Regions from separate parts of the Homo sapiens genome. Here all the other regions are linked to region 2. Evidence: chromatin loops called from intact Hi-C (ENCODE). Cell type or tissue: heart right ventricle. All regions are shown on one strand.

Region 1 (8,000 bases), 55 kb before region 2:
CAGATCCTGGATTCATTAATTTTTTGAAGGGTTTTTTGTGTCTCTATTTCCTTCAGTTCTGCTCTGATTTTAGTTATTTCTTGCCTTCTGCTAGCTTTTGGATGTGTTTGCTCTTGCTTTTCTAGTTCTTTTAATTGTGATGTTAGAGTGTCAATTTTGGATCTTTCCTGCTTTCTCTTGTGGGCATTTAGTGCTATAAATTTCCCTCTACACACTGCTTTGAATGTATCCCAGAGATTCTGGTATGTTGTGTCTTTGTTCTCGTTGGTTTCAAAGAACATCTTTATTTCTGCCTTCATTTCGTTATGTACCCAGTAGTCATTCAGGAGCAGGTTGTTCAGTTTCCATGTAGTTGAGTGGTTTTGAGTGAGATTCTTAATCCTGAGTTCTAGTTTGATTGCACTGTGGTCTGAGAGATAGTTTGTTATAATTTCTGTTCTTTTACATTTGCTGAGGAGAGCTTTACTTCCAAGTATGTGGTCAATTTTGGAATAGGTGTGGTGTGGTGCTGAAAAAAATGTATATTCTGTTGATTTGGGGTGGAGAGTTCTGTAGATGTCTATTAGGTCCGCTTGGTGCAGAGCTGAGTTCAATTCCTGGGTATCCTTGTTGACTTTCTGTCTTGTTGATCTGTCTAATGTTGACAGTGGGGTGTTAAAGTCTCCCATTATTAATGTGTGGGAGTCTAAGTCTCTTTGTAGGTCACTCAGGACTTGCTTTATGAATCTGGGTGCTCCTGTATTGGGTGCATATATATTTAGGATAGTTAGCTCTTCTTGTTGAATTGATCCCTTTACCATTATGTAATGGCCTTCTTTGTCTCTTTTGATCTTTATTGGTTTAAAGTCTGTTTTATCCGAGACTAGGATTGCAACCCCTGCCTTTTTTTGTTTTCCATTTGCTTGATAGATCTTCCTCCATCCTTTTATTTTGAGCCTATGTGTGTCTCTGCACGTGAGATGGGTTTCCTGAATACAGCACACTGATGGGTCTTGACTCTTTATCCAATTTGCCAGTCTGTGTCTTTTAATTGGAGCATTTAGTCCATTTACATTTAAAATTAATATTGTTATGTGTGAATTTGATCCTGTCATGATGATGTTAGCTGGTTATTTTGCTCGTTAGTTGATGCAGTTTCTTCCTAGTCTCGACGGTCTTTACATTTTGGCATGATTTTGCAGCGGCTGGTACCGGTTGTTCCTTTCCATGTTTAGCGCTTCCTTCAGGAGCTCTTTTAGGGCAGGCCTGGTGGTGACAAAATCTCTGAGCATTTGCTTGTCTGTAAAGTATTTTATTTCTCCTTCACTTATGAAGCTTAGTTTGGCTGGATATGACATTCTGGGTTGAAAATTCTTTTCTTTAAGAATGTGGAATATTGGCCCCCACTCTCTTCTGGCTTGTAGGGTTTCTGCCAAGAGATCCGCTGTTAGTCTGATGGGCTTCCCTTTGAGGGTAACCCGACCTTTCTCTCTGGCTGCCCTTAACATTTTTTCCTTCATTTCAACTTTGGTGAATCTGACAATTATGTGTGTTGGAGTTGCTCTTCTCGAGGAGTATCTTTGTGGCATTCTCTGTATTTCCTGAATCTGAATGTTGGCCTGCCTTGCTAGATTGGGGAAGTTCTCCTGGATAATATCCTGCAGAGTGTTTTCCAACTTGGTTCCATTCTCCCCGTCACTTTCAGGTATACCAATCAGACGTAGATTTGGTCTTTTCACATAGTCCCATATTTCTTGGAGGCTTTGCTCATTTATTTTTATTCTTTTTTCTCTAAACTTCCCTTCTCGCTTCATTTCATTCATTTCATCTTCCATCGCTGATACCCTTTCTTCCAGTTGATTGCATCGGCTCCTGAGGCTTCTGCATTCTTCACGTAGTTCTTGAGCCTTGGTTTTCAGCTCCATCAGCTCCTTTAAGCACTTCTCTGTATTGATTATTCTAGTTATACATTCTTCTAAATTTTTTTCAAAGTTTTCAGCTTCTTTGCCTTTGGTTTGAATGTCCTCCCGTAGCTCAGAGTAATTTGATCGTCTGAAGCCTTCTTCTCTCAGCTCGTCGAAGTCGTTCTCCGTCCAGCTTTGTTCCATTGCTGGTGAGGAACTGCATTCCTTTGGAGGAGGAGAGGCGCTCTGCTTTTTAGAGTTTCCAGTTTTTCTGTTCTGTTTTTTCCCCATCTTTGTGGTTTTATCTACTTTTGGTCTTTGATGATGGTGATGTACAGATGGGTTTTTGGTGTGGATGTCCTTTCTGTTTGTTAGTTTTCCTTCTAACAGGACCCTCAGCTGCAGGTCTGTTGGAGTACCCGGCCGTGTGAGGTGTCAGTGTGCCCCTGCTGGGGGGTGCCTCCCAGTTAGGCTGCTCGGGGGTCAGGGGTCAGGCACCCACTTGAGGACGCAGTCTGCCCCTTCTCAGATCTCCAGCTGCGTACTGGGAGAACCACTGCTCTCTTCAAAGCTGTCAGACAGGGACATTTAAGTCTGCAGAGGTTACTGCTGTCTTTTTGTTTGTCTGTGCCCTGCCCCCAGACGTGGCGCCTACAGAGGCAGGCAGGCCTCCTTGAGCTGTGGTGGGCTCCACCCAGTTGGAGCTTCCGGCTGCTTTGTTTACCTCAGCAAGCCTGGGCAATGGCGGGCGCCCCTCCCCCAGCCTCGCTGCCGCCTTGCAGTTTGATCTCAGACTGCTGTGCTAGCAATCAGCGAGACTCCGTGGGCGTAGGACCCTCCGAGCCAGGTGGGTGGTGCGCCATTTTTTAAGCCCGTAGGAAAAGCGCAGTATTTGGGTGGGAGTGACCCGATTTTCCAGGTGCCATCTGTCACCCCTTTCTTTGACTCGGAAAGGGAACTGCCTGACCCCTTGCGCTTCCCGAGTGAGGCAATGCCTCGCCCTGCTTCGGCTCGCGCACGGTGCGCGCACACACTGGCCTGCGCCCACTGTCTGGCACTCCCTAGTGAGATGAACCCGCTACCTCAGATGGAAATGCAGAAATCACCCGTCCTCTGCGTCGCTCACGCTGGGAGCTGGAGACCGGAGCTGTTCCTATTCGGCCATCTTGGCTCTCCCCGAAAACCGGATTTAAATTTTATATTAAAAAGTTTTAGATTAAAATTTTAAATGTAAAAGTAGGGTTTGTTCATGAGAGAAATATCTGAAAAACACAGGAAAGTACAAAGAAGAAAAGAATCACTCATAGCCACACATAGAAACACAAAAAATTCTTAACATCTGAGCAGTTTTTATTCCCCAGTGCTTTTCCTATGGGTAGGTTTAAGAAAGACATTGAAATCACACTATGTTTACCATTTTGCATGCTGCTGTTTTTTATTATAATTAAGTTTTAAATATCAATCCATACCGTCATGTGCTTTAAGTGTCCTTTTTAGTAGCTGCTTAATATTCCACCCTGTTCCATCTGTTGAGCAGGTTCCATCCTGGTTCTCAGTCCACATGGAAGAATATCCATGAGAGGGTATGCAGTCTTCTGACATCCCACAGAGCACAGCTGCACCAAAACAAGGTTAGACTTTCTTATAAAACTAGATCTTTGCTCACTAAATAATATGTGAACAGGGACCTACAGTCTAGTCGGGGAGACAGACATTAATCAAATAACCACAGAAATAAGTGGAAAATTGTGAGGCTTACCAAGGAGATTACCTGTTGTCCTGAGATTGAATGGTAGCGGGTATTTGACATGGCTGGGAGTCAGGGCTGGCTTCCTGAGGATGAGACAGTGGGGCTTGGATCCAACGGAGGAGTAGCAGCTAATTTGGTGCACAGCACTCATCAAGCAGAGGTCCTTTCAAAGGACTGAGAGAAGACAGGCTAAGTGGCCCACAGAGCATTCCTTTCCCCTGCACACATGAATCCCAGTCCAGGGAAGAATACAGTTGTTTGTGTGAGCTATGTAAGGCCACAACATGGAAGAAAGTTGTTCTAGAATTTAATAAGGTGGTTTTGGCTGTATGACTTTTACAGGGGTATGGGGAGTGCTTCTGATCCATTGGTAGGTATTCCCAGTACTTTGTCACTGATTCAGATACACAGCTAAGTGGCAGTTCACCTGCTCAAAGAATTCAAATATAGGACAACAGTGCCCCCAGTGGCTGAATTTAATGATGCCATGTAGTTGAATTAGTCCTCTTGACTTATTATATACTGACATATGCTAGATTTGCAGGATGACACTTAAAACTAAATGTTGTTTGCCCTAACCATCAGGGTAGTGAATTACTTTAATTCTTTTCTGCAAAGTCATTGGCTTTGCTTTAATTCCCAACCTTTTCAGGCAAGGAATCTCTTTAAAATGTAAACAAAGGCCTGGTTTGGGGCTCAAATCTATAATCCTAGTACTTTGGGAGGCTGAGGAGGGAGAATCCCTTGAGGCCAGGAGGTTCAAGACCAGCCTGGCAACATAATGAGACCTCGTCTCTACAAAAAAAGAAAGATTCTATATACACACATATATAGTGAACCCCATATAACGGCATAAATGGGATGCACAGACCTCCTACATGCAAAACTACACATCTGGGTATCATCCATCTCTATTATGTTATGGGTAACATAATTGCTGGATTTGTTTTTATTGTAGGAAGATTCTACCTCTGAAGTAAATTATATCATTGAAAGACCAAGCTACCCTCTGAAGAAATACTCACTGCATGAACAGAGATATTTTTAAGGTACTGTCTTATGTAAGTAAGCAGCTTAAGTGCTTCTCCTTATCTTGGTTTGCTAAAAGAATTTCAGTTTCCTCCTATCAATATGAAGTAACTAGAAAGTGTGGAGGACAGGAGACTTGGAGGAGACCTGAGAACTGCGTTCTTCCCTTGCTCTGTATGATAACTGCAGTGCACGTGCCTTCCAGCTCTCTTGCTTCCTCTTGTAATCATCTCCCCTGCCCGCAACATCACCCTTTATCTAATAGACTTTCCGGCCTTCTTTCAGCTTCTTGAACACGGAGCTTTTTCCTGCCATGGGGTCTCTGCACATGTTGTTTTCTCCATCTGGAATATGTCTTCCTGACTCTGCCTGGATAACTTCTATTTGTCCTTCCAGGCTTATGATTTTCTATGACACGACACTCCCTCTCTCTGTGATGTGTACCCTTTAGTACACAGCATTTTTCCTTCATAAATTATGACACAATTTCTTATTATATTTTTATCTGGGCTGATTGTTTAAAATCTGTCTCTTCTACTGGAGTGAAACCTTATGAGATCAGAGAATCTGTCTCTGTTGTTCACTGCTTTATACGCAGTATTTAGTGCCATACAATGGAATCACATTTAACTTTGCAAACACATGTACTAGGTGTGTGCACTGAACAAGAACCTGCCTACCCATCTCCACCCTGCTGCTGTCTCTGTATCACCTGACCCTCCACAATGGTTGCTGCTCAGTAAAGAGGGTTTTTTTTGTTTTTGTTTTTGTTTTGACATGGAGCTCTGTCACCCAGGCTAGAGTGCAATGGCGCAATCTTGGTTCACTGCAACCTCCACCCCCCAGGTTCAAGTGATTCTCCTGCCTCAGCCTCCTGAGTAGCTGGGATTACAGGTGTGCACAACCACACCCAGCTAATTTTTGTATTTTTAGTAGAGATGGGGTTTCACCATGTTGGTCAGCCTGGTCTCAAACTCCTGACCTCGTGATCTGCCTGCCTCAGCCTCCCAAAGTGCTGGTATTACAGGCGTGAGCCACCGTGCCCGGTCGCAGTAAAGAGTTTTTATAAATGCATGTTGAATATGCATTGATTATGAATGCATGTAACAAGGCAACTCTAGAATTCAGATCTGTGGCAAGTAGTTAGCCACATTGTGGGACATCATCGTTTCTCATATATTCTTTTCTTTTCCATTCAAGCCCAGAATAATAATCGCTCTTCCTTATGACATGCGGCCTGAGTGCTGAGACTAGTACACATACTTCACATGTATTAAACAAATTCATATCTAATTCTCAGGACAACCCAATGAGATAGGTACTATCATTAGTTCCATCTTACAGATAGGAAAACTGAGGCATAGGTTAGGTCCCTTGCTCAAGGTGACATGGCTAGTGAATGGTGGAGCTTTATTCTCTTAACCACTACATTCTATTGCATTTTCAAAGCTAGAGTGTAATCTTACATGGAAATCCATGTCTCCCCATGTGTGAAGGAGGGCCCTTTGGAACCCAAGCAGAGTTCGTGGGCATTGGCCTTTGGAAGGCTCCCACTAGGATCCTATAGCTTTGTCCTGTATAGTCCTCATGTCAGCAGGATCAGAATAATTATGCGTCTTTCTAAACAATAAAGGAGTGTGGGATGACCTGCTAAGTTTTCACTGTAGTCAGGCTCCTGAAAGTCTGTTTTGAGGGTCATGCATGCTTTACAGAACAAGTTGGCTTGCCTTAGGAATGGCCAGGGCTCCCCACCTTTAGCACAGAGGAATGTGCAGGACAGCTCAGTAATGGCCCATTCTGGAGGCTTCTACCTTAGAACGTTCTGCTTGCTAGATTAAAGGACGGATTCTGGGCCATTTACTCTCTGGTTACCAAAATAATTGCCGTCTAGGCAATTATTTAGGTGGTTATACGGAACATAGCCCACATGATTATCAAATGCCAAATTACATTGAATTTCAACATGGGTAATATCAAGTTACATAGAGCCCTGAACCAGCTGATATGTGGACATTGATGTGGGGGGATAGAGAGAAGGTAAGAAAAGAAAAAAAAAAAACGTCAATTCTTTCTTGGAAAATAGGTTTCCCACACAACAGGAATTCCCACCCAGTAGTTTGGCATACGCTTAGAATACCTTCTCTGGAAGTCTCCATACCATCCTCCCTGACCCCGCTTCTTGAGTCATGGATTCCTGGAGAGGCTGGGATCCTGGAGGGTCATTTTAGTGAAGCTTTAGTGATTGTGAAAAACCCAAGTGACTCTGGCTAGTCTTAAGCAAACGGGGCATTTATTTGAAAGATGCTGAGCATCCATCTCAGTGAGTCCAGGAAAGATCCAAACAGGCAAGATCAAATAGCTAGAACAGGACAGCCAGAGCCACTCCTGTGGGTTGGGAGGACAGACCCCAGGCAGGAGGCATCCCCCACACACAACCCAGTGGCTCCCACTACGTGTCCCAGTCCCGGCTTTTCTTGAGGACTCTCTTCTAATGGCAGCACCAATTCCTGTCCCTCCCCTTCTCCATATCTGTTTCACTGCCAGGTCCTGGCTCCCCAGCGATCTCGAGATCTCAGGGAGATGAAAAAGTAGATTCTTACCACAAAAAGGTCAGGGATTCTTGAGCCAAAAACAATGAGTCCCATTGTCTGACCACGTAGAGGGAGAGAATGGGTGGAAGAAATGGGTTGAAGGGGTTGGAATACATCTATTTCTGGATCTTTTGGGACTTGGTACTTTTGGTATAAACAGAGTATCCCTTGTATATTTAAAATTGGTGAATTTTACCACACAAAAACCAAACATCCAAAAAACCAAACAAAAAAAAAAACCTCCCGTAAAGAAACCCCTCAGATTATCCCTAGTTCTCTTGGAAGGCATAATTGCCGTGAAATCCCGGCCCCCAGTGTGCAGTGCCAAATTACAGAGCAAGACTCCATCAAAAAGAAAGGAAAGAAAGGAAGAAAGAAGGGAGTGAGGGAGGGAAGGAAGGAAGGGAGGAAGGAGGGAAGGGAAGGAAGGAAGGAAATTTGTTCAGTAGAATATAGTTAATTGGAACACGTTTAACAGCTCAACTGAATAACACCTATTTTGGCACATTTACTATGTAGCAATGCTAACTCTTCACTATAATAGTAAGAGGTAGATACTCTGTCATCATCCTGATATTTTACAAAGACGTCAAGTAAATTGTCCAAGGTCACACAGATGCTCACTGGGTTATTCTGTTGTGGGAATCTGGGGAAAAAGCTCAGAGACTAAGTGATCCCAAGGCATAGCTACATGCCAAGATTGGGGTAGTATGACATTATCTTTTTCTCCTTACTTGTATTGATTGT
Region 2 (8,000 bases):
GCCCCTTGGCAGCAGAGTGTTGCCAGAACAAAACTTGCCAGTTCCAGCTGCTGCCCTTATGATCTGTGTGATCTTGAAAAAGTGGCTTAATCTGTCTTCAACCTCCTGTTTCCTTATCTCTAAAGATGGAGTTAAGGTCCCACCTACTTGATGACTTCATAGGGCTGCTATGAGGATTAAATAAACAGGTTCATGATTTTTAAATTCCAAAATGTTTCTTTTATTCCCCAGAGAAAACAAGGCAGGATATGATCTTACTTTGTTAATCCAGGGCATAGGGAAATCTCTGCAGCCTTGATTAGTACTCCCTGGATGTTCAAAGGGAAAGGAAGAGGCAAAGAGGAGCATGCAAAATCTTTCTGTGCATGCATCACCTATGACATCTACTTTTCTTAGAGACATGAAGAACTCTCTTAAAATAGGTAATATCACCACTCTAGGCTATTTGGTGATGTTAACAAAATAAACTGGTCCTTGAGCAGAATCAGCTAAAGGTCCCCTTGAAGCCTCTGTCAGCTGGTCCACATTTGAAGTTCAAAACATGCATCAAGAAGCAGTGGGCTCTCCAGGTGCAGTGGTTCATGCCTGTAATCCCAGCACTTTGGGAGGCTGAGGCAAGTGGATCACTTGAGGTCAGGAGTTCAAGACCAGCCTGGCCAACATGGTGTAACCTCATCTCTACTAAAAATACAAAAATTAGCCGGTGGTGGTGGCACACACCTATAGTCCCAGCTACTTGGGAGGCTGAGGCAGGAGAATCGCTTGAACCCAGGAGGTGGAGGTTGCAAGTGAGCTGAGATCGCACCACTGCACTCCAGCCTGGGCAACACAGTGAGACTCTGTCAAAAAAAAAAAAAAAAAAAAAGAAGCGGTGGGCTGTGTCCTGGTTTCAGCAGTCCAGGAGCTGTTTTAACATTTTTTTCATTACTATGGAACACGGTGGTATTTGTAGTTAGGACCAGTTTTTCAGAAGACTCCATGAACTTTTTGACTCCCTGAACTTATTGTCCAGTAAAAGCATTAAATATACCCCAAAGAATCTGAGGAACTCAACTGTTCTTTTCCAAAGTCCATATGAATGCTCTGACAGCAGCAGCTAGCTAATGGCTCAGTGAGACTTTTCTGGGTTTTTGCCACAACCTAAATATGACTGAGCTGTCTCTTTGCTTCTCTTTATCCATAAAATTGGTATCTCGGACTTCTAGGCAAAAGCTTCTTACATGCTGGTGAACTTTACAAACTGATGGCAGAGCAAGTCTTTTTATATTGTTCTCATTTCCAGAATGAATGCATTCAGTGTGTTCATATCTGCGTAGCTCAATTCTGATATTGGCCCTGTAGATTCTGCTGCCAGTTCAGGTACTTTATAGGAACTTCTGAAGGTCTCAGACAAAAAAGAGTAAGTAAAAAAATTGTATGGCATTCTAGATGTTCTATGAAACATTATTATTATCCATATTTTAAAGCTGAGGACAAGTTAAGTAAAATCCAAGGTTTCACAGCTAATCCATGGCAGAACCAGGATTCAAACCCAGGCAGTGTGGCTCCTGTCTGTACTCTTAACCACTGGACTCTCTTGCCCCTCTAGGATGGATACTTATTCAGGTGTCCCTCTGTAGAGAATGGCACAGGTGGGAGTCACTGCTAGAATTGCTTCCCTCGCCTGCAGGCTCAAGTCCAGTCCCCTTGGCAAGGCACACGAGGCCAGTAAACCCTTGTGCTCCCCCTTTCCATCCCATTCCTCTTGCCCACGTTTCCAGCATCGCACTTCAAGTCTCACTGTCCTCCCAAGATGCTATTTTGGGAGGACAAAGATGCTATTTTCTCTTGCCTGGAATACCCACCCTCTTCCTTTCACTTGATTTCTATGCTTCCTTCAAAATGGCTCCTTCCAATGTCCCCTGCACTGACCTCATTCCCAGAAAGTGCTTATCACACAGCATTGTAATGTACTCTTTCTTGCTGAGATAAGACTTAATTTTACACCTTGTGTGTCTAGCAGAGCCTGGCTCATTAAAGATAGAATGAATAAATAAATAAATGAACGAATGGTCTTCCAGGTCCATGCCTCCAATATATAGAAGGTCCTTAGAATCCCTTTTTAAGTAATCAAATCAGGTTATCTTACAGCTGAACAGAGCTATGAACAAGTCTAATACCTGTTTAGTCAGAAAGAAGGCTCATGCATGGTTGATTCTCTGGGCTTCACTGTCTCAGGAAAGACTAAAGCAGGGCATATTTATCTCTTGCCACTATTCATTTTATTACTTGCAAATGGCATGTTCATTATGGGAGCTCTTCCTTATACACTATGTGGTCGTTTTGTCTTTGGAGGCCAGGCATTTCAGAAATCAAATTGATACAATAAGTCCTTTGGCTTCAACAGCTGTATTCTAACTCAACACAAATTTCTTGATAATCTTAGGGAAAGGAGCACTTAAAGTGCATGAAGAGCCCACTGGTTCCAGATGTTGCAAATGAGGCAAGAAGTTCACTCTCAGACTGTACAGTCTTAGGCAACAAACTTGTCTTCCTGCCTGGAGTTTTAAGTTTATAAACCACCTTGAATGGCAATTTTCATAGAAACTAAACTGTATAATGGACCACCAATGTTTCAAGAAAAGAATGCATACTCCTCCCTCGTAGCTAAAATTGACATTAAATGCTCTTAGCCACCTATGTTTATGAACAGTAGCTTACATTTAATAGCAAGTTGTACAACAAAGTGATATGCGTCTTCAAGTCTTGCAATTCTTGCTAACGAGGGACTCCTGGACCTGACTATCAGATGACCTCAGCTCCATGACCATGTGAGTGGTAGGGCCTCACCCTCTTATACCTGGTTTTCTGTTAGTCTGTTTTCATGCAGCTGGAGTTAACAAATGTTAGCTGAATAAAACTGAACCTTGTCTCGGGGAGGCACGTGGCATGGTTCTTTTCATAGGAGGATGTGGGATTGTTTCCAGATACACAGCTGCCTCTGAGTAAATGAATACATAGCCTTTAAAAAAAAGCCTTCCTCAGCCCCAAAGATTTAAGTGTGTCATCTGCTGTAAAGCCTGAGTTTACAAATAAGGTGCTCTAAAACTATCACCAACTGCACTTTATTCTGCTCACCCTCTATTCTTCAGTCTCTTCAGTGCATTCATACTCCTTGCCTGATGTGGTAGTTTATTTTGTTACCTGGATTCAACCTCAACTAGATTGCATCTGGAGTGTCAGAGTCTAGCTGGGCAGGGGTCAGCTCCTGGCTGGCCTCCTGTTTTTGTAAATGAATGTTTCATTGGCACACAGTCACCCTCAATCATTTACATACGGTCTGTGGCTGCTTTCCCATGACAAACAGAGTTGGGTAGTTGGGCAAAATACACAGGACCTGTAAAACCTAGAATATTTACTATTGGGCCCTTCATAGAAAAATCCTTGCTTGAAAGGCAACCAACTCACATATGCATTCTACATCTGGCTGTTGTTTAATAAATACTGAATATACCTAAGGTTTTATAAGGCTTTAAACTTTTTTACTTGGTTAAAAAGTAGGGCAGGTGTGGTGGCTCATTCCTGTAATCACAGCAGTTTGGGAAGCCAAGGTGGGAGGCTCACTTGAGGCCAGGAGTTTGAGACCAGCCCTGGCAATATATCAAGACCCTATCGCGACAAAAGTAAGAATTAGCCAGGCATGGTGGTGTGGGCCACCCGTAGTCCCAGCCACTAGGAAGGCTTAGGTGGAAGGATGGCTTGAGTCCAGGAGTTCAAGACTACAGTGAGCTATACTGGTACCACTGCATTCCAGCTTGGGCCATAGAATGAGACCCTGTCTTCCCACCCTTTCCCAACAAAAAGTAGTAGAAAACCTCTGATCCTATGGTTGAGGTCAAGCCCTAAAAATTTTGAAATCCTAACATGAAAGCTGGAGTAACAATCATCTAAAAGTCTGGAGCATTTTTTGTTTTTTAAATCTTCCAAGGGTAGAGTGTTAAATTTATCTTTGGAGAAGATCCTCAATTGTAAATCCAGTCACCCAACCAGTGTCTGGTGGAAACTGAAAGTCATTGATAAACAAAACGCAAATATTTTCTCCTGACGTCTAGTGTTTAATAATGTGACTTGTCCAGGAAGCAGAATCAGTACTAGGACTCACACTCAGTGGCCTGGGGGAGAGAGGAGGGAAAGGAGGGAGTTTTCTTGGCTTGATATCTGCTTGGCTTGACATCCACTGAGCTGCAAACTGGTGCTGTTTCTTGAGGAGCTGTGTGTGCCCTTGTTTGAGCAGGCGTTTTTAGGAAATCCAGAGCTGCGACATCACAGGAAGGGTTAGGAATGAGCAACTCCTTGCTCTGGAGGAAGAAATGTGCACAGGAACTGGCATGGACTTGGCCCAGCCTGACCTGGACAGACTCCCAGGTTCTACAAGCAGGGTGGTTGCAATAACCCAGCAGGTACTATGGTATGGAGTCTATGGAAGGCTCCTGATGGGGTCCACGAGGAAAGGCTATCCCCCTGTGGCCGTGAGGGGGGTTTTCTCTGAAGTGGATATTCCACAATGGCAAGCATCCCAGGAAGAGGTCACTCCAGGTCAGGACAGGATGGCCTGTGTGATAGCGGAATTTTTCCTTCTTAGAACTTGGTGTCAGGTTCTGGGATCTGGGGTGCAGGAAAGCTTGGAACACCTTTAGAGATGAACTCTAGCCTCCTGGAGGCAAGCAGCTAAGCAGAGGGGCATCCCTGTTAAGAGGCCCTGGGAGCCCCTTCAGGGAGCAGTTGGATGTCACCATTGGTGTTTCATCTGCTTTTGGTTACCTTTAGCAAAGATTATGTCCTGAGTAGAAGTGTGGTCTCAGCTGCACTTTGGAGAATTAAGCTTCTGCTCCTGTCTTAGGATGGAGGAGCAAAGAGCGGAACTCCTTAGGTCACCGGGGTAGTGGCAGCCACAGCAGACACCAGGAGGCGCAGCTGTGCCCACTGGAGTGCTTCTGGCCCAGGCGGGGGTGGCAGAGGCTAAAGTGGAAGAGCTGCAACCTCTTCCTGAGCAAAGTTATGAGCATCCGGGAAGGATGCTCAGGGGACCTCTGGGAGCGGGACTGGAGGTGCTGTTCTGTCCCTGTGTTGGTCATAGGAGGCTCCAATCATCATAGTTTAATTTTGGGAAGTAGTAAAGAAAATGTGACCTGAATTTAAACTCACTGGCTGGACCAGGATTTTTCCAGAGCCACAATTCTCAGGCATATTCATAAGCTATTTCCTGTTATTTCTCTGGTGCTTTGACATAAATACGGCTTACAAGCCTAAATGTTAGCAGATCCCAAACACAGATATTCCTCAGCAGGGCGGGAGCATGTTCTTCACAATGTAATTTATCGGTAGGATTCTATTGGTACCCACAATGATTGTCTCTGAAAATGTCTTGAGTTTATATCAACTGTGCCATTTTTTTTTTCTGTTTTAAAGTAAATTTGAGACATTATGTCATTTCATAACTCCATATGCATTTAAAAAGTAAGGACATTTTCTTATACAACTATATGCCATCATCATCTCTAACAAAATCATTAACAAATTATTGATACCATCTAACAGCCAGTCTATGTTCAAATTTCCCTGGTAAATTTGGCTTCTTAACCTTATCATCACATAAAAAGGGGTTCTTCCTGTTTTTTAAAAAAGCTATAAAGTATTTTTTTAATCTCACCAGAGGCTTTGATGGCAGAATTTTTTTTTCTACCTGTTAATTTGGCAAGAGAGTTTCCTTTATGCAGGAGCACAGATTATTAATCTTGGGTCTGAATTCTAGCTGTGTTTCTGCTTCTAATTTACGTATCCTTAGGGGACTCATTCAACCCTCCTCAGCTTCCCACCTGCATCCTCCTTCGGCCTAATAACTGTATACGTTAAGCTACCAGCCTGCTGGATTCATGAGGGCATTTGCAATGTGAAATGGCCCTTCCTGTGTGTTTTCCACGGCCATCTTCTGGGTAGGGAGGCTGAAGACTACTTCAGGGTCTGGAGGAAGGAGCTGTGTACCAGGTAAAGGTGGCACTGAGCCGGCAGGGGAAGGGAGCAGAGATGAGGCAGAGAAGCGACCAGAGGCAAAATTGGAGGATCTCAGGCCAGACTCCATCCCCATCTCTTTCATTAAAAATACAAACCAAACAAAAACACAGGTTCAGTTGAAAATGTAAAGAAAGCAGAACAGATCATGTTTTCTTACTTTCTGGATGTTAACCTTTTGGTTTTGATCACAACTTTTAAAAATGTATATACATTTTAATAAAATTTGGATTGTATACACTATCCTGTTGTGTAATTTTATTTTCCCACTTTATACTGTATTGGGAATGTTCCCACATGTAATTAAATATGATTCTAAGACAAGTTTTTAATAGTTGCTTAGTATGAAAATTTGTATACTATGTATACATAGTATAAAAGATAAATTTGTATACATATGTATACAATATAAATTTGTATACATTTAGGTTGCTTATAATTTATCACCATTACAAAAAAATGCTACCATGAATATCCTTGTACTTAGGAGTTTGAACATATCTCTGATTATTTCTTTATGATCAATTCTGAGAAACAGAATTACTGGGTGAAGAGATCAGAACATGCTCCAAACTGTTCTCCAGAAAGTTTGTTCCAATTTATTAGGTAACTGAAAGTGTATGAATGAACTTATTTTCCTATAACTGTGCCAACACTAGTCTTGTTGCTTTTCCCTCTAATCTGACAATTTAAAACATGGATATGCCATCATTGTCCCCACCCTGCTTTGTTCATATCCCTTGAATCTTTGACTATTTCATTGCTCCAAATCAAAAGATGGGGTGGTGGTTTTGCTCGCTGCCTCTAGTTCTTGACTGGCTGCTGGGGGTTTGGTGGAGGAAAAGTGGAGAAACTACTTGATCCATGCTATAGCTTCAAAAGTAGCTGGGCTATGTCAGTGGAATGCTGAGTTGTAAATTATTTTCCTAGATTATTTGCAAGGCTGAGCTAACACACAAAACATCCAGACTGCAAAAATCTCACTAGAGGAAGTATCTGTTTCTGGCTTCTGGCCAAAGGCTATACTTCCCAGAAAAAAAACCAAACCAAAACAAAACTCACTTGTTATTGACTGTCAAGAGTGGCATGTATTTTCAAACATCTGATATTACAGAATTAGACATTCATACATGTATTTTTACCTTTTCTTCTAAAACCTGTTTTACCTCGAGTTTTGGGTTTGCTGCATAATTTGGATCAATCTTCTATACTTCCCCTCATAGACACATGAGTTCAATAGTATTGCTCATCAGGTGGTTTATGCACCTTGTGCAATTGCGTGCAAAATATAGTATATATGTACAATTGTGAAGATTTTTCTCGAAAGGAAGTCCAAAGTTTGCATTGTATTCTCAAAGGAGCCCAAGAAAAAATTAGGAATCTTGGGCTGGATGCAGTGGCTCATGCCCATAATCCCAGCACTTTGGGAGGTTGAGGTGGGTGGATTGCTTGAGCCTAGAAATTCAAGACCAGCCTGGGCAACATATCAAGACCCCATGTTTAAAAACATTTTTTTAAAGAATCTTTGATATGGAGAAGATTCTAAGGGATTATAACTGCCATCCTTACGGCGGCCAGGCAGGTAACGTAAGAGTGAAGTGGACAAAGTACTGGGCAATCGGGAGTAGTGGAGACTATGGCATTCTCAAATGCATTTGCTCCAGCTAAATGGAGTAGTTGTCTCTTGGTTTCAGACCACCGTTGATAGGTGGAAATACTGGGCCAGTGTTCCCAGATCTTCATTTTTTTTTTTCAGAGAAAGCCAGCAATTTGGATATTTACATGAAATCTTTCCAATTTTAAATGCTTATGACAATTTAAACAAATAAACAAATATTACATGGGACAAATAATTGGTCTGCGGCTGTGTCAATCAGGTTGCTAGGGTTAAAAGGAACCAGGCATTTCCAAACGTAATTAAATACATTCATAAAAATAATTAAATGTTCTCT
Region 3 (8,000 bases), 170 kb after region 2:
GTAACTTTATGTCATCCTTTCCATTTACATAGGGCATACCCCAAGTAATCAGTGGAATCCTCTAGGGGGTATTTCAACTCCCAAAAATTCTGTAACGGGACCTTTTAGCTCCCAAGCTCAGGCCTGCTCCCACACCATGGAGTACTTTCATTTTCATTAAAACCCTTCTTTGTGTGTGTTGTCCAATTCTTTGTTCAACACGCCAAGAATCTGTACACCTTCCACCGTTAACACATATACTAAAATTGGAATGATACAGAGAAGATTAACATGCTCCTTGCACAAGGATAACATGCAAATTTGTGAAGTGTTTCATTTAAAAAAATCATAATTTTTTTTAAAAAGAAAAGAAAATGAAGAAAAACTAATAAAAATAAAAACAAAAATAAAAATATTCCTGGCTACACACAAAAGATTTGGCTATGAAAATGTTCATTGCAGCCCTATAATACACATGTATAGACACAATTTTTATTATTATAATGAGATAACTGTAATATAGCTTAGTAACCAAAGCTCCTTCTGAGTAGGGTGATTAGGGTGATTAGAGGAGATTCTGTTTTTATTCTCTCTCTCTTGTTTTTCTCCCTTGATTTCTACTGTGGACATGTGCTGTTACAATAAAGGGAATAATCCAAATAAAGCATTTGCAGAAGGGATAAATTCTCACCCCAGAGGTAGTTTGTCACTGGTTGGCCATGAGTGATGAGGCAGCAAAGATGCCATAAATAGATGGGAATAGGGATCTCAATATATTTCTTTGTGTCCTGAAGCATTCTCTGCTAAGTGTTGCATGATTGGTACAGATGGTAAGTGGTACAGGAGATTAGAATCTCTTTCGGGATTGGCTCAGGGTTGGGGTGAGCCTTGTGCACCAGGAAAAAGAACGGCATTTTTTCTTTCTTTTCTCTTTCTTTCTTTTCTTTCTTTCTTTCTTTCTTTCTTTCTTTCTTTCTTTCTTTCTTTCTTTCTTTCTTTCTTTCTTTCTTTCTTTTTCTTTCTTTCTTTCTCTCTCTCTCTCCTTTCTTTGTTTCTTTCTTTCTTTTTTCTTTTTTTTTTTTTTTTTGAGATGGAGTTTCACTGTTGTCACCCAGGCTGGAGTGCAATAGCGTGATCTCAGCTCACTGAAACCTCTGCCTCCTAGGTTCAAGCATTTCTCCGGCCTCGGCCTCCCGAGTAGCTGGGATTACAGGTGCCCATCACTACACCTGGCTAAGTTTTGTATTTTTTAGTAGAGACAGGGTTATGCCATGTTGGCCAAGCTGGTCTCGGACTCCTGACCTCAGGTGATCCACCGGCCTCAGGCTCCCACAGTGTTGGGATTATAGGCGTGAGCCACTGTGCCTGGCCAAGAACTGTATTTTCTAGAAGCCCAGGCTAAGTCTGAGGTTCATGGAGTCTAACATCTATATTGCTTGGAAAATGCAGCTTTTGGATTTTAGGTATCAACTTCTATCTTTGGGGTTGGGAAAATCCTTGAAATTTTTAGCTGCAGAGGGAATCCACGAAGAAACGGAATGTGGGAAATCGAAGGGAATGCAGAAACAGTCCTGCAGGCACACTGCAACCCATGAGATCCTAGGTGCTAAGAGTTCACTGTGTACAGTAAACTGTTCTGAGGAGTGTTAGATTTTTCCTTTTTTAAGAAATTCAAAACACACTTCAAAATATATTGCTCCACTATTGTTTTACAAGCAACTTCTAAAAGGCTGAGGCATCTGCCCTTGGTTTCTGCGCCTCTGTTGGGCAACATTATGAAGCTTGTATAGCTGAATGCTGACAGGTGAGTTGAAAATCGTTACAATGACAGTTAGGACCCAATGTTGTGCAACAGTGTCTGGCTCCAGGTTCCCAGTTTGGATCTCAAGGAAAGGAAAGTCTTCTATCTGATATGTTTTGGATGTGTACACGGGGCTGGAGGTTGAGTGGGTGGGAGTGGGAGACATGGGAGCGTAGGAAGAGGAAGACACGTGACTCTGGATATTAACCAGCTGGTGAAGGAAATTTTTAAAAAGGAAATGGAATTTATTACCTAGCCCTTGAATAAGCAGTAAGCTGGGAGACCATGATTTAGGTTAGGGATAAGGCAGTGGGTGGCATCTTGCTGTCCAGGGAAGAAATTAGAGAGTCATAAATATATATACATATATATTATATATAAAGGAAAGAGGTTTTATATATATTATATAAAGGAAAGAAGTAAGGAAGAAAAGAAGGAAGGAAGGGAGGGAAAGAGAGAGAAAGAAAGAGAAAAAGAAACAATTTCAATGCCATTGGCAAACAATCAACCATGAGTAATAGTCCTTGTTAAAGAACACAAAGCTGATATTGACAACTTAGAAAATAAATTTTTATCTTCATTTGGAATTTCTAAAAAGTTTTTTTTTTTCCAGTGAAGGTGAGTCCTGGCTAACTGAACAGTATTATCTAAAAAGTAGTTCCGTTTTCCCACCTCTGGCAGCACTGCTGTTGTTTCAAAAGATTCCTCCATGATGGAAACCCCTTATAAGGTCCAGCACCCTGTGTTCACCACCAGTGTGCTCCACAAAGTGAGCAGGAGGAAAACGTGTACACCTCATTGGCACGATCTGTGTACAGTGTGCTGGGCAGTAACTGGTTAACCCCCAAAGGCCACAACTTCTTCAGTACCAAGTGGGAAATAAAAGAGACTACTCTCATCTGCCCTATAAATGACATGACTGATTGGCAGCCAATGGCACACAAACTCCCTGAGAAGTGGGGGTAGTTCCATGGATATTTAAGGCTGTAAGTCTTGAAGGAGAGGAATTGAGGGGTTCGTGCTCTCTCTAGGACCACCTAGCTAACAAAGGCCTTTATTCTAGACAAGGAGAAGCCCATTTCAACTACTGGAGATCCAGTTACCATTCAATACCTCCCTCTTAATTAAAATGTAAACTTCTGAACATAGAAGTTTGTGGTCAATCAACACAAAGAGGCTGATTATCCCAAAAATCTACTTTTCTGGAAGTAAATGTTCAAATGGAGATGATCAAGTCATATTACCTAAGAAAGGTTATAGGGGACTTTTGGAGACTTCTTTTGGACTTATACATCTAGATTTTATTTCCTTTTAACCATCTTAATAGATTTTTTTCTGCATCCAGAGAATTAGAATTTAGAAGTGTTGAAATATAGCCAGGTTTGAGCTTGTATAGAAACTGCTTTTGGAGCACATGCTGTTCTTAATTTGTTAGTAATTAGAAGTAATTACTAAACAGCTTCTGCCAGAAGTGAAGAGTTCTATGTTATCTTTGATACATAATAAATGACTCAGGGTAGACCCACATTAGTTTGCTTATCCATGAATCAAGAATAATTTAAGTCAATAATAAGAAAATAGTAGATAAAAAGGAAAATTAAACTTTCAAACAGCAGTTCCAAATGTTATGGAAAATGAATGAGATTGTAAAAGGTGAATAAAAAATGCAATCTGGTTGGAGTTTGGTTGTGCTTGCAAATTCGTTAAGCGTTTTTTTCTGAAACTTGTTCTACAGAATGTTAATGCCAAGAAGCAAGTGCAATGAAATCTTAGGCCTTGGGCCAGTGGGAGGCCTACTTCTACTCGTTTCAGTTCTTGCTTTCTCACATTAAGTCTGGCAGCCTCAGGTCATGGCATCATTTCCTTTCAGAAAACCCAAGTTATTGGTACTGCTGAAGTTTTGCTGTCTATTTTCTTGGCAAGGTTTCTGCAACTTCCTTTTAGGAAAATAGACAGATGGGAAGATGGATTCAAGCACAGAATCGGTGAATCCAGGTAAGGTCAAATTTTGCTTTGTGAGATGCCCTTCCCTGGGCCAGAAATATTAATTAGGCAGTAGTGACACCAGCTGGTCTTCCTGGGAATCTTCCCTCATGTAATTCATTAGAAAATGAACAGATTTTTATGGTCTGCTTAAACTGTATTAGGTACAGTAAAAGCTACATGAGAAATGGAAAGGCCCTGATCTTGAAGGGTTTATCATCTGAGAGGTATTAAAATATATATAGATGCTGTCTCGACCCTATAGTACCCACTCATCACTCTAGAATTTTGTCTCAGGAGGTTAGGACAAGGAGAAGGGCCTGGTATCTATATTTTTCTGAGGATTCTGATGATCACTCAGGTTTGGGGAGTGATCAAGAGAAAAACTGATTGCTAACATACCTGGAGAAATACTCTAGAAGTCAGAGAACAAAAGAACCATAGGAATTCAGACTAAGCAAGATGATGTTTGTGTGAGGTAATCAGAGAGGCTTCCAGGAAGAGGAGATTCTTGTAGATTTGTGTGAAAAAGCAGAGAAGTTAAAAAACAATCACAGTAATAAGGTAGTATAATCAGGGAGGTATTCCAGGATGGGGGAAAGGCATTTTATTCCCTACACATACTGTTCAATAATGCTCTAACTCTCCAGTTGAATTTCGGTTTTCATTCAGGATTCTTCTGGAACAAACGAAATGTTCTCCAATCTGTACTTTCAATACCTAGAGTAATAATATTTACCCTGATTTTTCCAGATGTGTCATTCAGCATCTGGCCAGAAAAACAGAAACCACTCTAGATGTTTCAAATAAAAGGGATTTACTACAGATTTTGGTATTACGGGCATTGGAACAGATAAGCAAGGGAGCTAAAGAAGCAAAAAGGGAAAAGGGTGACATTCCGAGATTAGTATCTGTAGAGAGCGGCTACCAGCCTTAGGAACTGGGGGAATGAAACTGAAGAGGAGCTGTCAAAGTCCAGGAGCAGGCCTTAAGGGATTCCACCCAGCCTGTGCTGGGACTGCCAAGGATGGTCTCCCTAGCCACAGCCGGGACCAATTAAGGGCAGTTCCAGCAGAACCTTGGGTCACTGAAGGGGCACAGCTACTTCCAGAACCAACAGCAGAAACAAAGAGAGTATAAGAAAGAAATAATGGCTCTTCCTCTTGCCAGACATAACAGAAAGCCAGGTAGTAAAGGAGTCTGGAAAATGGAGTTTGTGGATTCCCACAGCCCCAGCAATACAGACAGGATGGAATAAGGTGAAAGTGCAGCTCAGGGGCAGCAGGTAGACAACTGATGCACCAAGTAAAATGAATCAAGAAGTACTTCCTTCAGGAAGACAAACAGGCATGCCCCAGTTGGAGGTTCATGCATGCAGATATTAGTACCAAAATGTGCGTGAGTGCTGTGTTCATAAAATCAGAGAATGAAACCTGTAAGGCTTTGTGAGTACTATGTGACCATGCAACTCTTATCTTTTCCTGTGTTAACTTGATTTACCCATCCATTTGTCCGTCCGGTTGGTGCTTATTATATATCAGATACTGTTAGGCTCTGGGGATCCAAAGATAATGTCATAGAGCCCTCTTTAACTACCTTATGAGCCAGGCAGACAGTGAAAAAATTTGATAATCATGAAAATACTGCAAGCAATAATCATGTAATTCATTCTTTATACTTTTCAAAGTACTTTCTCATCTTCTATCCTAAAATTCCTCTAAGATACTTTTTAAAGATATTTTCATGTTGAACTCATTTTATTTCCCCACCACCAAATTTTCCATGAAGATTGTATGTCATTTTCTTAAAAATGTAAAGTCATTCACATTTTTACTGTTTTCTCACTTACTTGGTTCTTCCTCTCCTTTTTGATGAGTAAGATTTCCCCTCTGACCAGTGACTACTGAATTTCTCCTATCTTTTTACCCATCAACAATTTGACCATCCCTGAGACTACTTACCCTCTGGCCATTTCTGCCTGTCCTCCCACATTTTTCTTCTAATTTTATATGGCTTATTTTCCTCTTGGGTTTGTACATTTTCCTCCATTGTTTTCACTAACTAGCTCCTGTGGATCCACCTTAGAGACATTTTGAGAGATAAGACATTGCAGGGAGTCCTTCTCTTCTCGTTCTATTCTTGGGAGGGTCTTGCATCTCCCATCCCAAAACTTTATGTTGAATTAAATCCACATTCTCCTTTCTACCAGTTTCTTTCGTACTTTATTTAAAAATTTTAACAATATGTTCATATTTGATTGGTAATGACCAGTGTTTCTCAAAGTATTCTCAAAGAACTACTTGCCTCTGAATCAGCCAGGTAGCTTGCTAAATATCCAGATTTCTTGGCCAACTTCAGTCCTATTGACTCAGAATCTCTGGTGTGAGGCCCGGAAATCTGCATAGTTAACAAGTTCTCCTATGTGATTCTGATTATGCAAAAGTGTGAGATGTACTGATAGAAATCTTTGTCTTCAGCTCTGACATTTAAATTTTTATCTTCTTTGGTGCTTTTGAAAATATTTTTGTTGTTAACAATACTCTGTTGTCACCTGACTTCCTTGATGGGCAGTAATAATTTGAAGTTTGCCCCCTTATTTCTGAAATCATTTTGCTTAGAGCCAATTGTTATCTTTGTGTATGTGTGTGTGACAGAGATTTTTATTACATATAATAGAAGATTTCAAATAACAGCAGAGAGTTATTTAAAAAAGAAACAGTTAAATACATGTCTAATTAGCAGGCAAGAAGGCAAATTTATTCTGTTAGAACTTCTTAAGGAAGAGTCAATAATGAACCAATTATAATTCCTTCTCCTAGCTGTATACAGCCAAGATGCCTTCTAGGTTTGAAACCTTGTCCCACAATGCTCCGGTGGAATAGAGCAGATATTGATGCACTACAGATAGTGAAAATGAGACTCAGAAAGAGTAGGTGACTTGTGGATGGTAACATAACTAGTTACTTGCAAAGCCAAGATTGGAACCCAAGTCCTCCTGGGGGTCTTTCACTCTGTCTGCCTCTAAGACAGACCTCCTTTTTTTTTGGTTTGATGTCTATGCTAAAACACATACAGATGCATACACACACATACACTCCTATTCTTTGCAATATAATATGATGTGTGTCAAATATTGGTCCTTTTTGCACCTGTCTTTTGCAAAAGCAAAGTGAGCTCCTTTCTTCAAGAGCAAAAAGATATTTGAAAATACCTCTGTCATTGCTAGGGACACTGCGAATGAATATGTTTTATTCCCTGAGTGGTGCTGACTGCAAATGGAGCGGGATGGTGTACACTGAAGTGAAGCAAATAGTCATGATAATTTCAAGGTCCACTGAAACAGCAGAAAACAAGTCAACTGCCACCACCCAATGGCAATGAAATAACTCAAGGTTTAGCTCCCAGATCCTGAAATCTCATCAACTAAAAACATCTTATAAGCATTTCCACATTTGATCTCCCATCTCTAGATAGTTTGCACTAAAAGAAGGGACTAATGTTGTCAATCTTCCAAAAGGGCTGAAAAATCCAGAGGCATTTAGAGTCAGCTTTGCAATATGTTGTTATCTTTAGCATTTGAATTTGGGATTAATATAGTTTGAGAAATTATAACATTTTAAATAACAGTAGCATGGTGTTTTGCCAAACCCCTATTAACCTCAGTAGGGAAGGCACCAGGTTCAAGAGGCTGAAGAAGAGACCCATAGCCAGCAAATGAGACATGGGGTTTTATTAGGAGCTTACATAGAGGGGAGAGAGTGCAGTGGTGACAGGCTGGATAGGAGAACTGCCTTATGTACAGAAATGGTACAGTGATGGGGCGCTGGACAACATATCCGCCTTCCTACAGTCCAGTGGTGGTGGGATGGATAACATAACGACACGGCCGAGAGGCTGCAGGTTAGGCAAGAAAACCACAAGCACTTGAAAACAGCACGGAGCTTATATAGCATTTTCACTTAACACTCTTCCCTTAACAATCTCCACCTGTCAGCCTTCATTTAACCCAAAACACTTGGCCTCAATCCCCTTCATTTAACCCAAACACTTGGCTTGATGGGGGCTCAGATGTACCTCATAGAGGAAGAATCAGTCTCCAGGTCGGCCATGCCCAGATTCCCTAACTTGGAGCACACATTCAGGTGCTTCTGCCATACAAGCTCATTCTAAAGGTGTGTTTAAGTTATTGCTCTCAGGGAAGTTTACCCTACACATGCTATCAAGAACCAAGAAATAA

The links. A loop is a pair of places that touch in the nucleus more often than their neighbours do. Peaks named below come from ENCODE experiments on the same cell type or tissue, not always from the same donor. Only the 100,000 strongest peaks of a DNase experiment are listed, where the experiment ranks them.
Region 1: it touches region 2 in a loop (4-fold over the local background); 12 of 110 quality-filtered maps call a loop at or near these places.
Region 3: it touches region 2 in a loop (2.4-fold over the local background); 16 of 110 quality-filtered maps call a loop at or near these places.

Annotation. Positions count from the first base shown.
Region 1 is chr9:4,600,861-4,608,860 of GRCh38, reverse strand. It overlaps SPATA6L (spermatogenesis associated 6 like), which reads left to right. Exons shown (of 12, transcript NM_001353486.2): 10 at 3,421-3,514; 11 at 4,592-4,682. The coding sequence ends at 4,681. Among named protein-coding and RNA genes, the nearest start is that of PLPP6, 57 kb to the left of the region's middle. RefSeq lists enhancers at 2,177-2,754, 2,168-3,367. In heart right ventricle, CTCF peaks have their summits at 3,899 and 4,114; a DNase peak (open chromatin) is centred at 4,100.
Region 2 is chr9:4,546,230-4,554,229 of GRCh38, reverse strand. All of the region lies in intron 2 of SLC1A1 (solute carrier family 1 member 1), which reads right to left. Among named protein-coding and RNA genes, the nearest start is that of SLC1A1, 60 kb to the right of the region's middle. In heart right ventricle, a CTCF peak has its summit at 4,930 (motif pointing right); DNase peaks (open chromatin) are centred at 4,572 and 4,972; H3K27ac peaks cover 5,879 bases.
Region 3 is chr9:4,378,732-4,386,731 of GRCh38, reverse strand. It overlaps a transcript of GLIS3 not described here and the pseudogene RNU6-694P. Among named protein-coding and RNA genes, the nearest start is that of GLIS3, 83 kb to the right of the region's middle. In heart right ventricle, CTCF peaks have their summits at 3,662 and 3,863 (motif pointing left); no DNase peak of the experiment used is centred here.